2 separate regions of the Homo sapiens genome follow, and region 2 is linked to region 1. A link is an interaction called in ENCODE POLR2A ChIA-PET data of the cell type or tissue named here. Cell type or tissue: A673. All regions are shown on one strand.

What was found. ChIA-PET counts read pairs that join two places held together with the same protein. Peaks named below come from ENCODE experiments on the same cell type or tissue, not always from the same donor. Only the 100,000 strongest peaks of a DNase experiment are listed, where the experiment ranks them.
Region 2: POLR2A ChIA-PET joins it to region 1 with 12 read pairs; 2 of 35 experiments call an interaction of 5 or more read pairs at or near these places.

The regions. Positions count from the first base shown.
Region 1 is chr11:36,769,462-36,777,461 of GRCh38, forward strand. The region is part of intron 3 of LOC107984326 (a long non-coding RNA gene); the gene reads left to right. Among named protein-coding and RNA genes, the nearest start is that of RAG2, 180 kb to the left of the region's middle. In A673, no CTCF peak of the experiment used is centred here; no DNase peak of the experiment used is centred here.
Region 2 is chr11:36,694,809-36,702,808 of GRCh38, forward strand. It overlaps the pseudogene LOC100422241. Among named protein-coding and RNA genes, the nearest start is that of RAG2, 100 kb to the left of the region's middle. In A673, a CTCF peak has its summit at 7,996 (motif pointing right); a DNase peak (open chromatin) is centred at 4,643.

The DNA.
Region 1 (8,000 bases):
TTACAATGGTCACTGCCACAGAGACTGTGCCAACTCTACCTTTTTACCCTCATCCTTTATTCCTCTGAGCCCAAGGATGAAGAGCTTTGAGGCCATTTCTAGAATCATGCTGTGTGGGGAGGAGTAGATGGTGTGGGACACAGCTGATGGACACATCCCTGTCCCTACTGCAGGCTCCAAGACTGAGGAATGCCTCGGGAGCAGGGGAGGGAGAAATCTTACATTGCATGGGTTTTGAGTTTTGATTATTACATTGGATGAGGTATTTTGATTACTGAAGTGAGACTATTCTTGACCTGAAGGGACCAGGAAGTCATGGGCCTGCCTGACAGTCAACTGGGCTGAGGATAAAGGGATTCACAGAGTGTGCTTAACTGGGGATATGAGAAAGACTAAAGATGCATTATAATTGCACCCTATCCCATACAGCCCATTCTGCACCGTGAGTTCGTTAGTAAATGAACTAATATCCCTCTTTATAGCAATGCTCTGGGGGCTAAACATTTGCTGGAATTCCTAAGAAAAGATTTCGGTCAATCTCATCACAGTGTGTGGGTCTCTATGGGACCTTGTAATTCTTCCTATTCACTCTCTATTAATGACAAAATGTGCAATATTTATAACCCTGACTACTAGAGCTCTGAAAAGACAGAATGCTTTTTGTTTCTGAACTTGACTGTTGTAAAAAAAGCAACAATTTATGATATTCCTTATAAAGGTTTGATCAACCAGGACATATAAAGAGTGTGATCTGGGTTCAATACAGATACAATCCAATAACCCAAAATTTCTAGATTGCATTATAAATAGTAAGAATTGATGTTTACAGTAACATCCATAGGGTACCCAGGATCCTGAATCTTAGACATGAATATTTTTCAAATGTCTTTCATCTCTACCAGTATTACTCTAGTCTAGTCTAAACCACCATGAGTTTGTACTTTGATTCTAGGGTAGCCTCCTGATTGGTTTTCCTTCTAATTTTGTCTTCCTCTAAACCATTCTTGACATGGCAGCAGAGTGGTTATACACTTATTCATGTTAGATTGTGAGTGTTAACTAAGAAATTGCTTATCATAGAGTCTGGCTTATTATAGATGCTCAATAGTAAATACTCATATTACTGCAGACTCCTCTACCACTAGCTCTTTTCCCCATAATAACAAATGGCTACCCCACAGCCTATTATTTTTTCATCATTATCTTCATCATTTCCTTCTACATCATCCAAGTCTTTTTAGGACCAAATCTAAATGTGCTAATGGCTTCATGATCTTCCTCTGCTTACCTTTCAGGACTCATCTCTTGCCATTTGTCTCCTTGTATCTAACACTCCAAACAAATTGAATATTTTAGTTCTTCAGAAATTCCTTGTTCTCTTTCAATTCCATGTCTCTGCACATGCTATTTCTTCTGCATTGAGCACTCTTGGTCCATGTTCGGCTATCACTTCTCAGAAACTTTCCCTGCTCCCTAAACCCTGGGTTGAGTGACATTCCTATGTGTTCCCATGAACCCTCTACTTCTCTTGTCATAATGTATGTCCTGCTATACTGTGATTGCTCCTTTACTTGTCCATATTCCCTTTCTACCATAAACTTTGTGAATGCAAGGACTGTAAAAAAAATCTGTGTAGGTCAGTTTCACAGCTCCACAGTGGCTTATAGTGGATCCTCAATGAATGAATGAGTAAATGAATGCAAGAATGAATTTACAATATAACAAAGTAAGAGTTATTATTTATTGTGATTCAATATAGAGAAAAATCTTAACTATATTTCTGCTAGTTGAAAAAGAAAAAAAAATTGGAGAGAAAAAAACATTGAAATAAAAAGTAATTCTCTTTGGCAATCAGCTGACCAGAAGGTTCAAATATATTGAACTCCCCATGCCATCCTTGAGCATGTCTGCTAATCAGCGTTTATTGTTTTTTTTTCTCTACATGGATATGATTGAACCTCTGTTGTTACCCATCAATCCTGAGAGATTTTACCACTGAATTTGAATCTTTGCATGCCTTTTCTCCTGCCTGTCTAATACAGCTTTCTCAGTTTTCACAAGATGGATGGCATGGTAGAAGCCCTTGATATAGAATCAGGGGATTTCACATTGCATGAGACTTTCAAAAATACTTGGAAAAGTCGTTCTGCACCACAGATTCAGAGCTTGAAGGGAAATCTCTGAGCTGAGCACTTTATGTGCATTTTCACATTTCATCATAACCAATGGCTGCCTTCGGTGAAAGTCTGATATCACACTGATAAACACCTGCTGGTGTCTTGTTATGTGTCTGTAGCCTCTGTTAAAATCATCAGCTAGTTGGAGACAGCACTAGGTCTTACTCATTTTTGTATCTCCAGACTTCAGTGTGATTTTTATTTCCTGGAGCTAAATTCTCCCATAATCAAAATAAAGAAGCAGGACTGGAGAACTTCTAAGAAAAACATCTAGCTTCAGACATTTTATCTCATTTTTAGGTCAGGCATGTGATAACTGCCATATTATCTTTTAGGTAATATTGGGAATTTATACTAATGGCAATCACTATCGTGGATATTACAAAACAATAACATCAGTGAGCCTTTCTCTTTTTTTTTATTGCTGTTTCAGCAACCCCTAGAATATTGTCTAGAATATAGTAGGCACCTGACCAGTATGTATTGATTGCAATAATGAACTATTCATTTCTGAGCATCTTTGGTGTCATCCTGTGTAAGGGTTTTACATAAGTTATTTCATTTTATGCTCAAAAAAATTCTAAAAGACAGACATTATTCTAACCACTTTAGAGATCACGAAACTGAGACTAGGCGAGGTTTAGAAAACTGGCCATGTTTTCCCAGCTAATAACTAACAGAACCAGGACCAGGGTTTGGATTCAATTTGGACTAACTCTGAAGCTTGTGCTTTTTCCAGAGTGTCATACCACTCATTTGTAGCATTCTAACTCCCTGATAATCTTAGCAGGCTTCCTCCTGAGAGTTCAAATCTGGTGCATTTTTGTACAGGAAATGATAATGGGGAGAAGCCTTGGGAGAAGAAACTAGGAAAGAATAATAATCCTCATTGTAAAGATCGCCATCACAATGTAAAAAGATCTGCTTCTTCAAAAAAAAAGGTGGACCCTAAAAAAGATAATAAAGATTTAATCCAGCTATGCAACTATAAAACCTCCCCAAGGTTATTAACTTGCAAGGAATAACTCAGATTCTTCCTGAAAAAACAATGAATCCCATATTTCTTCTTCATAGAAGAGGCCAAGCAGGCAGTTGTTGATGTTCTTTATTAGCAAGCTTACAGCATTGATAGCCTTCCTTTCCCCTTTTTATCTTCTCTCCTCTTATCGGCTAGTCTGATCAGAACCAGAGCACTGGGGATATTCTTTTATTTCTTTTCATTTTATGATACTGTTGTTATCACATAGTTTATGGTTCCCCTTGTCTGTGTCATGCAAGCTGCCATAATTCAGCCGCTACATCACGTTCATTAATCTAAAGAATTTTGAATTTTGCTGTGAGTTCTCTAATGATTTGTCCACAGTGGAATGTTTTTGAAAGAAAAGAAATTAATTTAAAAAGTTTTATTTTTTTAATGTGGCAACTGGAAAATTTAAAATTGTACATGTTGGCTGGCTCGGTGGCTCATATCTGTAATCCCAGCACTTTGGGAGGCTGAGGTGGGTGGATTGCTTGAGCCTAGGAGTTCAAGACCAGTCTGAAGTACATGGCAAAACCCTGTCTCTACAAAAAATACTGAGGTGGGAGGATCGCTTGAGCCTGGGAGGCAGAGGTTGTAGTGAGCAGAGATTGTGCCACCACACTCCAGCCTGGGTGACAAAGCAAGACACTGTCTCAAAATAATAAAAAAATTATTCATGTGGATCACATTGTATTTCTACCGGACATCATTGGACTGGACCCTGGGTCACCATCATCTCTTGAACCCACCACCCACAATAGTCCATGATTTATTTCTTAAAGTTGCAAAAGCCCCAATTTCTCTGCCTCTGTGCTTTTATTTATGCTATTCAATTTCAGCTGTCAGGTTGCCCCTCTAATCCACACACTGAAATTTTGTCCCTCTTTCAGGCCTAGCTAAAAATACAGTTACCTTTGAAAATATTTTTTAATGCCCCTCCTCAGGTTTTCCATGCTACTTTATTGATATTTCCAGTTTGGAACGTGTATTTTAGGGCTAACAAACCCCTGGCATCCATGCGGATACTGTCCTCTACTTTGTCCATAGCAGACATTGCTAATCTATCACAGCGCTGTCATAGTGAACCTGATCTTTTTATGAGAATCCCCAGTACAGCACTCCAGGCAGCTACTTTCAAAGGATCAGAGGAGAGGCATGGTTTGAAACGTTGAAGTGCATGAATAGACTGGATGCCCTAGAGGTCTAATATTAACTGTGTGAAAATTTCCTGTTCAAGTAGAACTCTCAGGGAGGGATCCAACATCATTGCTTTCAAGAGAGAATGGGTGTGAGGGGCCATATTTTTTGCATAGTATCTTTCTTTTCTTTTCTTCTGATATACCAATTAATTGTTTTACAATCGCTTTGCCATTTTCTGCATCTTTCTTTCTCTCTCTATATGTATATATATAGAATCTATATATATCAATATCTGTATCTATCTATCTATATATAACTTAGGCAATGTGACTCTTTCAAAGCCGATTGGTTGCTGAGGATTCTAGCTAAGGACTATTTTGGGATGTTGTAAGCAATGGAATACCTCCATGCTGAGACAAAGCTCTTCAGTGGTACAAACATAGGAAGCCTCTCTTTTTATCCCTTTTGTTATAAAGGTTGTCTTGGTGATGGGAAAGGTTAGAGTTGGAAGAAAACTGGAGAAGAGAAAACAGTTTTATAAAAGTTTCTTTTTCTCAACCAGGAAGGAAGAAGTATTACTTCTTTCTTCCTGTGGAGTGGGTATTATGTGATTAACATAATTCCCCAACTTTCTTGAGCTAATCATTCATTGCTGATCTTGAACTCCTGGCTTTAAGCAATCCTCCTGCCTTGGTCTCCCAAAGCACTGAGATTACAGGCATGAGCCACCACACCTGGCCTTGTTTTATTTTTCTTTTGTATTTGTGTGACTGATACAGGAGAGGAAGAAATGCCAGGCGCTCTGGCTAAACATCACCACCAAAACCTTTAATACAGATAAAAAGACAACAGCATTACATGATTTGCTTTCAAGGAATGTGAAATCTAGTTGATGAAGTGAGATAAGCAGAAGACAAATTACAGAAGAGTGAAATAACAGGGTGACAGAGCAATAGAATGGATGGATTAGGAAATAATGTTGCCCAACACGTGATGCAGAAACTAAGTGCTATGGCTCATCAGAGAGGAATATCCCTGTTGGGAGGAGTACAGATTTTAACATGAGTGTGCCCTTCTTCAGGAACTCATGCCAAAAGACACATCATAGGTGACACAGTATTGTGGTAATAAAGCCCAGCTCTTGGCCAGTATTAAAGTCAGACCCACTGGATTCCCAGTGTATTGATGCCTTAAAATCCAGTGAGAGGATGCTGGCTCTGGACTTACAGGGCTGTTGGAGAATAATAGAAAGAGAGAATGTTTCTTCTGTTCAGTGAAGAAAAGTGTTTTTTGGCAGATGGAGAAGAGAGGGAAAACCATGTTGGCTACAGGAATCAGATACAGGATTTTTTCTCCTTCAGCTTTCTGGCTTAGCTCTGGCCTCATCAGAACACAGGCCCTTTTCCCTGCTTACTTCCCAAACAATTCTGGCCAAAGGGAAGAGTCTCTGTTAGATTATATCTGGGATGAAGCAGAGCAGAGACACTTATTCCTGAGTGGAATAAGATTCATGATGCCAGGGGTGGGAAGGAACCTGATGTCTTTGGAGATATGACATAGCCTCATAGGAATGTTTCTGTAACCACTGTAGCTGAACTGACAGGGACAATGCCAAGACACGCATAAGAAAACCCAGTAATTAATCTATGGAGACACCTTTGCAACAGATCAAATTCAAGATAAGGTATCTCATGGCATTTCAATTCTGTTTAAAACTGGTATAAAATTGGCATCAGAAAATGACCTCTTTGATGCCAGGGAAGGTCCATAATGCTACTGTGAGCTGCCCCCCTCTCATCAATCTGCCTTAGTCTGTTTTTTCTTTTTAAAAATTTTACTGAATTTTAATTTTTTTCAGCACTGGACTTGAACTGGGGCACAGAAGTTATGAACACTCCCAATGATAAGTGGGGATATCTAGAAACTCAGCCAATGTTATTCTATGTTTTCTAAATCATATGGAAAACATGAAATTCTACATGGACTCCTAAAGAAAGAATTAGATCTGAGTTCAGTTTTTTTTCTTTTTGTATAAACCACTTCTTTTCTCTGCACATCATAAAACAATTAGCCCCATGAAACAATGATATCTATCATTTATTGAGCATTTTAAAAGCACTAACGACAGCATTTAAGTACTTTATACTCATTACCTTGGTCCATCTCCAAAATAACCCCATGAGGTATGTGCAATCATCATTGCAATTTTAAAGGCAAAGAGTGGAGATTTAAGTAAGATTAGGTAATTTGCTCAAGGCAGTTAGTAGCAGAGCCAGATTCAAACTTACGTAGTCTTACTACAAAATCCACACTCTCCACATCTATGTTATACTGTTTCAACTAAAGACTTCCCCAGCTCCCTTTCAACAATAAATGTCAACGATCCTGTGAGTATTTATTTCATTGGGTATTGATAGCAACTACTTTCAGAGCCATGAGGTCTGGGGGATGGTTTTTTCTGACTTGGTTCTCACATTTTATATTTTTTTGAGTTATTCTAATTTGGTGTAGCATAACAAGACATGCAGTCTACTAATATTCACTAATATTTACTTTGTGTTTCAAAGTTAAGAAAAAAAAAAACCTCTTGTCCATGGAATTTGTCCATAGAATTTTTCATTTCATCTTTACAGCAGGCTGTTGGATTAGGAAGTAGGCAAGGTAAATGTTACTATCCTTATTTTGTAAGGGCTTAGAGAGTTAAAACATTTAGCTAAGGTTGCTCAGCTAGTCAATATTGGAGCCAGGAGTGGAATCCTGGTTTTCCTAGCATATTGTGTTACGTTGTTTTGGGATTCTAGGAAAATCCATCTTGTCCTCCTAGATGATGTCCTGGAACACAAGGTAAGAACTTGGAGAAAACCCCTGCCATTATTTCTTCTGAATACTGCGAAAATTCCTTTTCTGCAGTGTCTCAAATGTATTTGAGAGCTTCTGTGTACTCTTGTAGGACAGAATTCCATGAAGCTTAACTGGTATTTGCCAGGTGGCTGAGCCCTGGATGAGAAGCATACAGCACAGGGAAAATGAACTAGAGTAAAACAGCTACATCACAAAGGAGTCCTGATGCAGATTTTTCCTAGGCAGACGCTCCATTGTTCTGTAATGTCCCTTGTTTGTGGGGTGGGCATTGGCCATTTAGCCAGACAGCTTAAGCATGGCAGTGGGGTGGGGGGGTGGGGTGGGGCGCGGGCATCTAAACACAGCCTAGTTACCTTTCTTTGATCACAAGGAGAAACAAGGGTATCAAATACCAGAATACCTGATCGCTGGACAGCATCTCACTGATGGGTTTGCTGACCCAGGCAGCCTCATTGTCATTTTTGAGACACACTTTGTGCTTTCCTCCCACAGATGTGGCTGGAGGCTAAGCATGCATTTCCACCAGACCCTCACTCTGTGGTTTTGGAGATGGGCAAATATTCCTCCTGGATCACCTGCAAACACTCCAGGGCAGCTGGTGTTCATCCCAGATGTCTCATTCCCTGGAAAGTGGTCATTTCATCCATCAAAAATAGCAGAGACAGCAGTGCAACCTGAGGATTTGCCCCAACGATGTCTGTGCTAAGGATTTGCCAGGACTCACACTGCAGTTTGACTGAGCAGATTAGTGAGGATGATTCAAACCCAAATCTGATAGTACCCAAGAGGATAGTGATGGA
Region 2 (8,000 bases), 75 kb before region 1:
AACAAACCCTACGTCTCATTTGCTGGCTCCAGGTCACTTCTTTGGCCTCTTGAAACTAGTACCATCCCCATTGTAGTTGATAGGGGTTTGCCATGACACCAAGAAATTCTTCAAGTGTAAGTAAATGTATGGAAACTGTTTGTTTATTTCTAGGGTTTAAAGTATGTTGTGCCATTAAAACAATGAAAAACACTTTCAATGAGGAAATCTCTGAATATTTTGCGACAGAATTTTTTAAAATAGATCATCGGGGTGAGGTAGGGTGGTAGATTTATACTAATGTCAAAGAGACCCCTTTCTTTACTATTTGTATCCTGACTTCTTGAAAATCACTGAACTTGTTGGTTTCTCCCTTTCTTAACAGAAGGGTCATGGTTTCAAGAGAAGTCTCTCTTCATCAGAGAAAGTTTTATGAAAGTCAGGAGGGCCTGGAGAACTGTGCTTAAGCCAGATGTTTACTGTACTTTGAGATACATTGAGAAGATGTTAAACAGCTTCCAAAAGCCTGTAATTGATTAATATGAGTTATGTAATCCTCATTTCTCAGATGGAGAAATCAGGCCTATAATAGTTAATGTTAGAGGTTATCCAGGATATTGTAGAATTATTCTATTCTTCCTGATATTTAATTTCTATTTGGTTTTATTTTAACCTAAGGCAACTAAACATTCAGATACATTTAATTATTTTAATTCTATGGCATAATGTAAAATATCTTAAAATCACATATGTAATAAGCATGCAATATGTAAAATCTGGAACACACTTGCAAAGCACAAAGGAAGAAAAACCTCTTGCCAATCGAGTAAACTTCTCTAACAAACATAGGAGAAAAAAGTGTTATTATTGAATAAGCATTGAACCAGAATGGGATACACATCCCAGGCAATCCATTAAGTGATTTTGGCAAAGACAGAAAGAAGTCTCATGCTTTTACAAAGCCAGGCAGATGCAACCCATTACATACATGTTTTCAAGATAAACAAAACTGATCCTCAAGAGGACTTGCCGGCACCATTTGTTATAGGCAGTTCGTTCTAAAATCACCTGGAATTTCGGGGTGATCATCCGCATTTGATAATAGCCTTTATCCAAGGGAAAAACGAAATTCCCACCTCTTTATGATAGGAGGGAGACTTGCAATTTGGATCCAGGCATCAATTGAAGTTAGGTTCCTACCCTGCCCAGGAAACTGAGAGATAGGAGCCTTAACTTCCTTAATGATTATATTTCAAAGAGATGGTTCCCAGGTTCTTGTGGAAACATTCCTGGGTTGTAAAATTGGTAAGAGCCTTCTTTAGCTTTTAAAAATATTTATATACATTTCAAAGTAGCAGAGTAAGAGCTTACACTTACTAGTTTTCTAAGGTAAATGCCCAAAGAAGAGGGCAAGGGGGAAGGTCTCTTTCCTTTTTCTTTGCAACAAAAAGAATTGGCTTTTTTTTTTTTTTTTTTTTTTTTTTTTTGTCTGATTTGTATTTGCCCTTCCATGCATAGTGTCAGCATCTCCGTGATCCCAGCAGGGCCCAGAGCCTGCCACGGGCCTCAAAGAGGAGAGCTGCAGAGATTGAGCAGATATTCTAGGCACAGGGAATGAGGTAAATTATTTGTAGTACTTTGTAACTTTTCTGTTGAAGAAGTCTGTCCTGAGAAAAGAGTTTTTCTCCCTTAAATTTGACCCTTTCTTAGAAGACAGCCCTAAGAAACTGAGTCCTATGGCTAATGAGACTAACAGCATTTGTGATGCACACAGCCTTGCTCTGGAAGTCTGTCTAAAGCAAAGCCAGTGGAATTTGATGTCTTAGCCCTAATTGTTCCTGTGGGGGACCATTCCTGACCTGTTGAGGGCCATGAGCTCATCTCTGCTCATTGTGATGCCCCGACAAGGACAAGTCTGCAGGACACCCAGGAGGACCCGATGCTGTGGTTAAAGCCTCGTAAAGGGAGAGCCTGGAATAGAAAAGCAAGTAGGAGGGGCTCCCAGTGAAAAGTCTGGAGATGGGGAAAATCACGGTTGGGTTTGAAGGGATCATAATCCAGATGACTGGGGAGGCTCAGGAACAGAAGGAGCTCGATAGAGCTGAGGCCGGCAATACCTGGAGGGCCTTTTGAAAGAAAAATATCAACTTGGTACAGACTTGCACTCCATGGACAAATCCGTCTCTGATCTTTTCAAGAAATTTGAGAAACAGAAGGTGACTAAAGGCCGTGGAGAGCTTGAAGAATCACTGAGGCTGTGTGTTGAGGATTACAGAGCGAGAATCAGAAAGGCAGGCTGGAGATGCTGTTGGAAACCAGACTATGCCGCCCCCAGATACACTTCTTTGGCATATTTTGAGCCGGTTATTCAGAAAAACTGCAGACACAGAAATAGCACTGAAAAGCTATCATCTTATAGAGGAAATTTGCATCTATCCACATTGGTAAAGCAAACAGGGGATGCTGGCAGAGGTTTTCTCTGAGGTCCCCTATTCTAGGTCTAGGAAAGATGATCTCACAGGCAAAGGAGACTGAAGGTCAGTCACTTTTGAAGGTCTGGCAGAGGAACTTAATCACAAGCTCCCATCTCTTCTTTCTGAGGGCTGCTCCCTGAGATAATTCAGCATAATAAGACAGGTTGTGCTTATCCATGGCTTCCTCCCCTTATCCCCCCAGAATCTGTCACCACCTTCCCCCAGGAGCCCTAGCCTCTAGTTTTTTGTACAGTTATAAAAATTTCAGTCGTCAGTCCTTCTTCGGGTCTTCTATTTCATGTGGCTTCCATGTGCATGCACACATAATAAATTTGCATACCTTTTCTCCTGTTAATCTACTATCATTTTGTTTTATAGCCTCGAATGATCCAACCTTCAAGGAGAAAGAGAATTATCTTTGTCTCTATGCTATTAAGTACTGAAGGTTTGTACAAGAGAGAAATACGATTTAGCATGTGAGTTAATCGTGCAGGTCTAGAGGGAAGGCCCACATGGAGGCCATGGCTTTTCAGGCCAGTCTGATGGAGCAGATGTAGATCCATTCACTGAGGAAGGCCGTGGAGCAGGAGACTAAAGAAAACAATGAGAATCTGTGATCTGATTTCAGAGGCGGAAAAACGTGTCAGTGACAGGTGACTTTCTCTCTTTCCTCCTGTCTGTCCATCTGTCTGCCTGACCCTGTCCACAAGCAGTTCTCCTGGACTCTCTTCTTGTGTTTTCCTTTTGGCAGAAATCTGAGTGATTCTCAAATGAGATACCTACAGAAAACTAAGTATAGGAAATTTTGACTTCTGGATGTTACACTTCGTGCTCTATTTGGCTTATTAAATGTTGATGCTAATCTTTTTTTAAAAGCAAAGAAAAACACACAATCCAGAATAACATTGGAAACATTTAGTTCTGCATCCTCTAAGTCTCTATGTAAGTGGACTCTTTCTTTTTTTAAATTATTTTTTAATTTTTTTATTTTACTTTAAGTTCTGGGATACATGTGTAGAACATGCAGGTTTGTTACATGTGTATACATGTGCCATGGTGGTTTGCTGCACCCATCAACCCACCTAGGTTTTAAGCATCGCATGCATTAGGTATTTGTCCTAATGCTCTCCCTCCCCTTGCCCCCCACCCCCCGACAGGCCCCGGTGTGTGATGTTCCCCTCCGTGTGTCCATGTGTTCTCATTGTTCAACTCCCACTTATGAGTGAGAACATGCGGTGTTTGGTTTTCTGCTCCTGTTTTAGTTTGCTGAGAATGATGGCTTCCAGCTTCATCCATGCCCCTGCAAAGGACATGAACTCATTCTTTTTTATGGCTACAAAGACTTGGAACCAACCCAATGCCCATCAGTGATAGACTGGATAAAGAAAATGTGGCACACATACAAAATGGACTTTCTTTTCTTTTCTTTTTTTTTTTTTTTGAGATGGAGTCTCGCTCTTTCACCCAGTCCGGACTGCAGTGGTGCTATCTGGGTTCACTGCAAGCTGCACCTCCTGGGTTCATGCCATTCTCCTGCCTCAGCCTCCCGAGTAGCTGGGACTACAGGCACCTGCCACCGCGCCCAGCTAATTTTTTTGTATTTTTAGTAGAGACGAGGTTTCACCGTGTTAGCCAGGATGGTCTCGATCTCCTGACCTCGTGATCTGCCCACTTCGGCCTCAAAATAGACTTTCTTAAATTACATCTACCACTCTCTTAAAGGGTCTTAATGAAACCAGTGCAGACATGTTTGATTTGATATAAGATTTTTTGGTAGCATGTACTTCACATATAGAAGCCTGCACAGAACAAGACATTTTGCATAATAATATTTAATTAGTGGATGTTTGCTTCGAAAAGCCTTATGTGACCCGTGAAGCAATCAAAATAATTATGGGCACAAATTGCATATGCAAAATTGAGACCCTGTAGGTGTCCTCATCCACTCTGCTTATACCTCAGGGAATTGTTGGATCCTGGAAAAAGGGCTGTCTGCAGCCATGGGCGTGCAGTGGTGGCTTGCTTTCTCTTTGCTTCAGTGCTTTCCCTTTAAGCAGCAGGGAGATTAAAAAATAAAAATAAAGAACTTCACAATAGCAGAGGAGGAAGAGGAATGAGAAGTCTGCAGAGTGCCTTTTGAACTACCAGCTCTAGCATTTATTGCCTTCGCCGCTCATTTGTGCAAGTCTGATCTTGCCCTTTATTATCCAAGAGTAGAGTCCTTCTTCCTGTTAGATTGAGGTTCCTCGAAGCCACAAACCATGTCGTATCCTCTGTGCTGCCTGTAGTACTCTAATGGTGAAGATGTAGTGGATACTCAGTAAGGATCTGGAGAATTGAACTGACGAGCCGTGATAGAGTACAATAGGATGGTATTTTTGAGATTTCTTTTTCTTTTGCACTTACCTACACATAATCTCTGTAGTTTACTGGAGCATCCTCCTACCTCTTAGAATGGTTACAAGAGGGATACAAAAAGTTAGTATTCCAATTTTGATATTTAAAGTAGTATTTTTTGGTTCTGCAGTAAAACAAAATTTTAGATGCTTTAAACTCCTTTTACTCCTTCCCCTGGCTTTTTGTTTGTTTGTTTTTACCAGATCAAGAAGTAGGCCGCAGGTGATTAAAGCGTTAAGATTTTCCAAGTGTAGAGGCTACTCCCCTTGCCTGACAGCAGGCAGGGCACAGGATTTAATGCCCCAAAGGAGAACAATTGTCAGAAGAAGCAAAAACTCAAGTCTACCTATTCTTACATGGCATTGTCAAAAGAGGGGGCGCAGGGAATGAGGAAGGGGTGAACACACAGGTTTTGATTTTTTTTTTCCTGGGCCTGAACCCAGAAGATGGGAAGTGCATGCATGTGTGTGTGTGTACCACCAGCGTGCTTGTTATTCTAGGAGTGGATTTGTTTCACAGGTTGCCCCTGTAGCATTCTGTGGGCAGCTTCATTAAAGGACGCTTGTCAGCATAGCCTGGTTAGGCTGAGGAGAACCTGGGTTTGGCTTTCCTGAATCTCTCTTAACTTTCAAATGACTGAATGTTCCTCATGCCCTAGGGCTAGCTGCTGAATTCTGTAGACCCTGACTGGGGAATATGGCAGGAAGGGGTTGCTTTCATGGACAAAGGAGCCACATTGCTGAGGACAGCAGGGCAGGGCTTCCTGGCCAGGCCTTGGGTGTGTCCACCCTGCAAGCAAGAGCTGAGTCTGGCATCCTGAGGTATAACAGCCATAGACTTTACAGAGAGGCCCCAGCAGAATGCCCAGGGCACAAGGTCATGCCTCAGTAGTCTCCAGGGGCCAGCCCAGCCTAGGCCCTCTGCAGCAGATACCAACCTACCTCTCTAGGACTCCAGCCGGCTCCCTCCCTTCTGCCTCCTCAAGGTTGCATGAGCCACATCCTTTCTCCCATATCCAAGATGCATCGTAGGAGGAGCAAGGGAAGGGAGCTCAGTCTCTAAAACCCTGAGCATTTACCCAGGTCATTCAAGCAGAGATGTGATGATGCCCAGGAAGTCTAAATTACTAGGTCAGACAAATATCTATTTCTGTTGCCATCAACTGGGTGAAAGCCTGTGAAGAAGACCAGATCAATTACAGAAGAATAAAAAGGCTATTTATTTTTGTACTTCGGAGTGCAGTATAAGTGAATATTGATCCTGCTACAGTGTGTGGGTTTTTTCATGTTTCTTAAAATTCTTTTAGAAATGAACATTTCCTAGCCTTCTCTGTAAACTCCAAAGTTAGACTCCAGTTTATAAAGGCATCAGCAGGAAGCAGTGCCTCCCAAGGTGGAGGAAATATGGAAAAAAAGATCTTTCCTGGCCGATTCAGAAGAGCTGAGAGTGAGCATGAGAGAATTAGCATGAGTTTGACCAGAGCTGCTAGCAAGCAGATTCAAGCAAACAGATATACATATTCTTTTAAATCTCCTACTGTGCCTTCAAATGGTCATCCCAAATGTTTCATTTTACATTAAGTGCCAGCTTGCCTCTAGGGATGAGGATAAAAGACATTTTGAATTTAACTTCTTAATTAGGAAACACCAAAGCTGTCATTCATACTAGGAGAAAGAAGGAGACTTCATCTCCCACTGCAGATAATGAGACTTTCCAGATATTAATTGTATGTGTGTTTAGCTTTGAAATGTAGTATTTAAAGTTTCGAGAATTAGAAATAGCATAGATATAGAGGACCTGGCCAGGCCCTGTCATGCAGTAGGGTCATTAATAAATGGGGATAACCCTTAAAAAATAGAGTAATCAGATTTTTTGGGGGGGGGATAATAAATTCACTCTTCAGTCTTTAAGTACCACACACCAGCTCTAAGGTGAAGTTGTGAAGAAGTTACTAAGTGACTTATCAGAAGCATCCTGGTTGAAATGAGAGGGAAAGTTGCTACCATTTATTCTGTGCCAGGAACTTGAACATCTTTTCATGCAATACCACATTTAATCCTCTTGCTATTCTCATAAAGTAGAGAAATATGTATTGATTCTGGTTATAAGAAAACTGAGGCTCCAAGAGTTAAACTGACCTGTCCACATTACCAGCTGATGAGTGTGAGGGTTGGAATACAAACCTAGATCTGAGACCCATGCTCTTTGTGTAATACCACCCTGCTGCCTCATGGGAAAGGTGAGAAGATCTCACAAAGGGATTCCACAATTGTACTTTGTACTTCTCCTCCTTGGTAAAAACTGATATCCATGATAGATTTTTAAAAATGAAATATGTCCTCCCTCTTAGATGGCCAGCAACATGTTTGCTGGGGCCAGGTCTGTTTTATTACTTATCCAAAACACATGGCCCAATGCTTGGTACATTGTACGTGGTCAAGTTTTTCACTGACTGATTATAAGTGAGCATATGCTATTGGAATCTAGAAAGTAAACTAATGCAAATTTGGGGGAGATTGTTTTTTGCAGATACATAAGTTTACTGATATGTCTTTGATTCATTTCGAAAATTCTTTCCCTAAAGGTATCGATGGATTGTCAGACTCCTTGATATTTACACTAATCATAACTCCTACATGATTAATAAACAAGTAAAAAATGTTGAAGATCAGGCAGGTGAACTGCTGGAGTGATCACTGTTAGAGTTTCTGAGTTTCTGTTCTTTTCCAGGATAAGATTTGGTTCCTAATGGTTGGGCGTGGGCTCTGAAACTTGGAGAATCAGAAAGGGAATAGAACCTGTGATTTAGATTGCTGAGCCACACTTAAATGGCTGTCAGCTGAGATTCAGGAATGGCAGAGGCTGATTCAGCTGGAGTCATACAGCAGCTACTATTAATAACAAGACGAGCAGAGTGGGGAGAGAACTCAATGAATCGAACAAGAGGGGACAATGGGAGCTCAGGAGGGTAAACCCGATTACCCAGTTACTACTGTGTCTTGTGTCCATCTGGAAATAGGCCTTGTCTCTTCCCTACCAGCTGAATTCTCAGCTGAAAATGCAAAGGTCAAACACTTAGAGAAGCCTGTTTTAATGGGGGTGGATATTATTTCTGCCTCAGCCATTTTCAGCTGGAAACCACAAGATGGC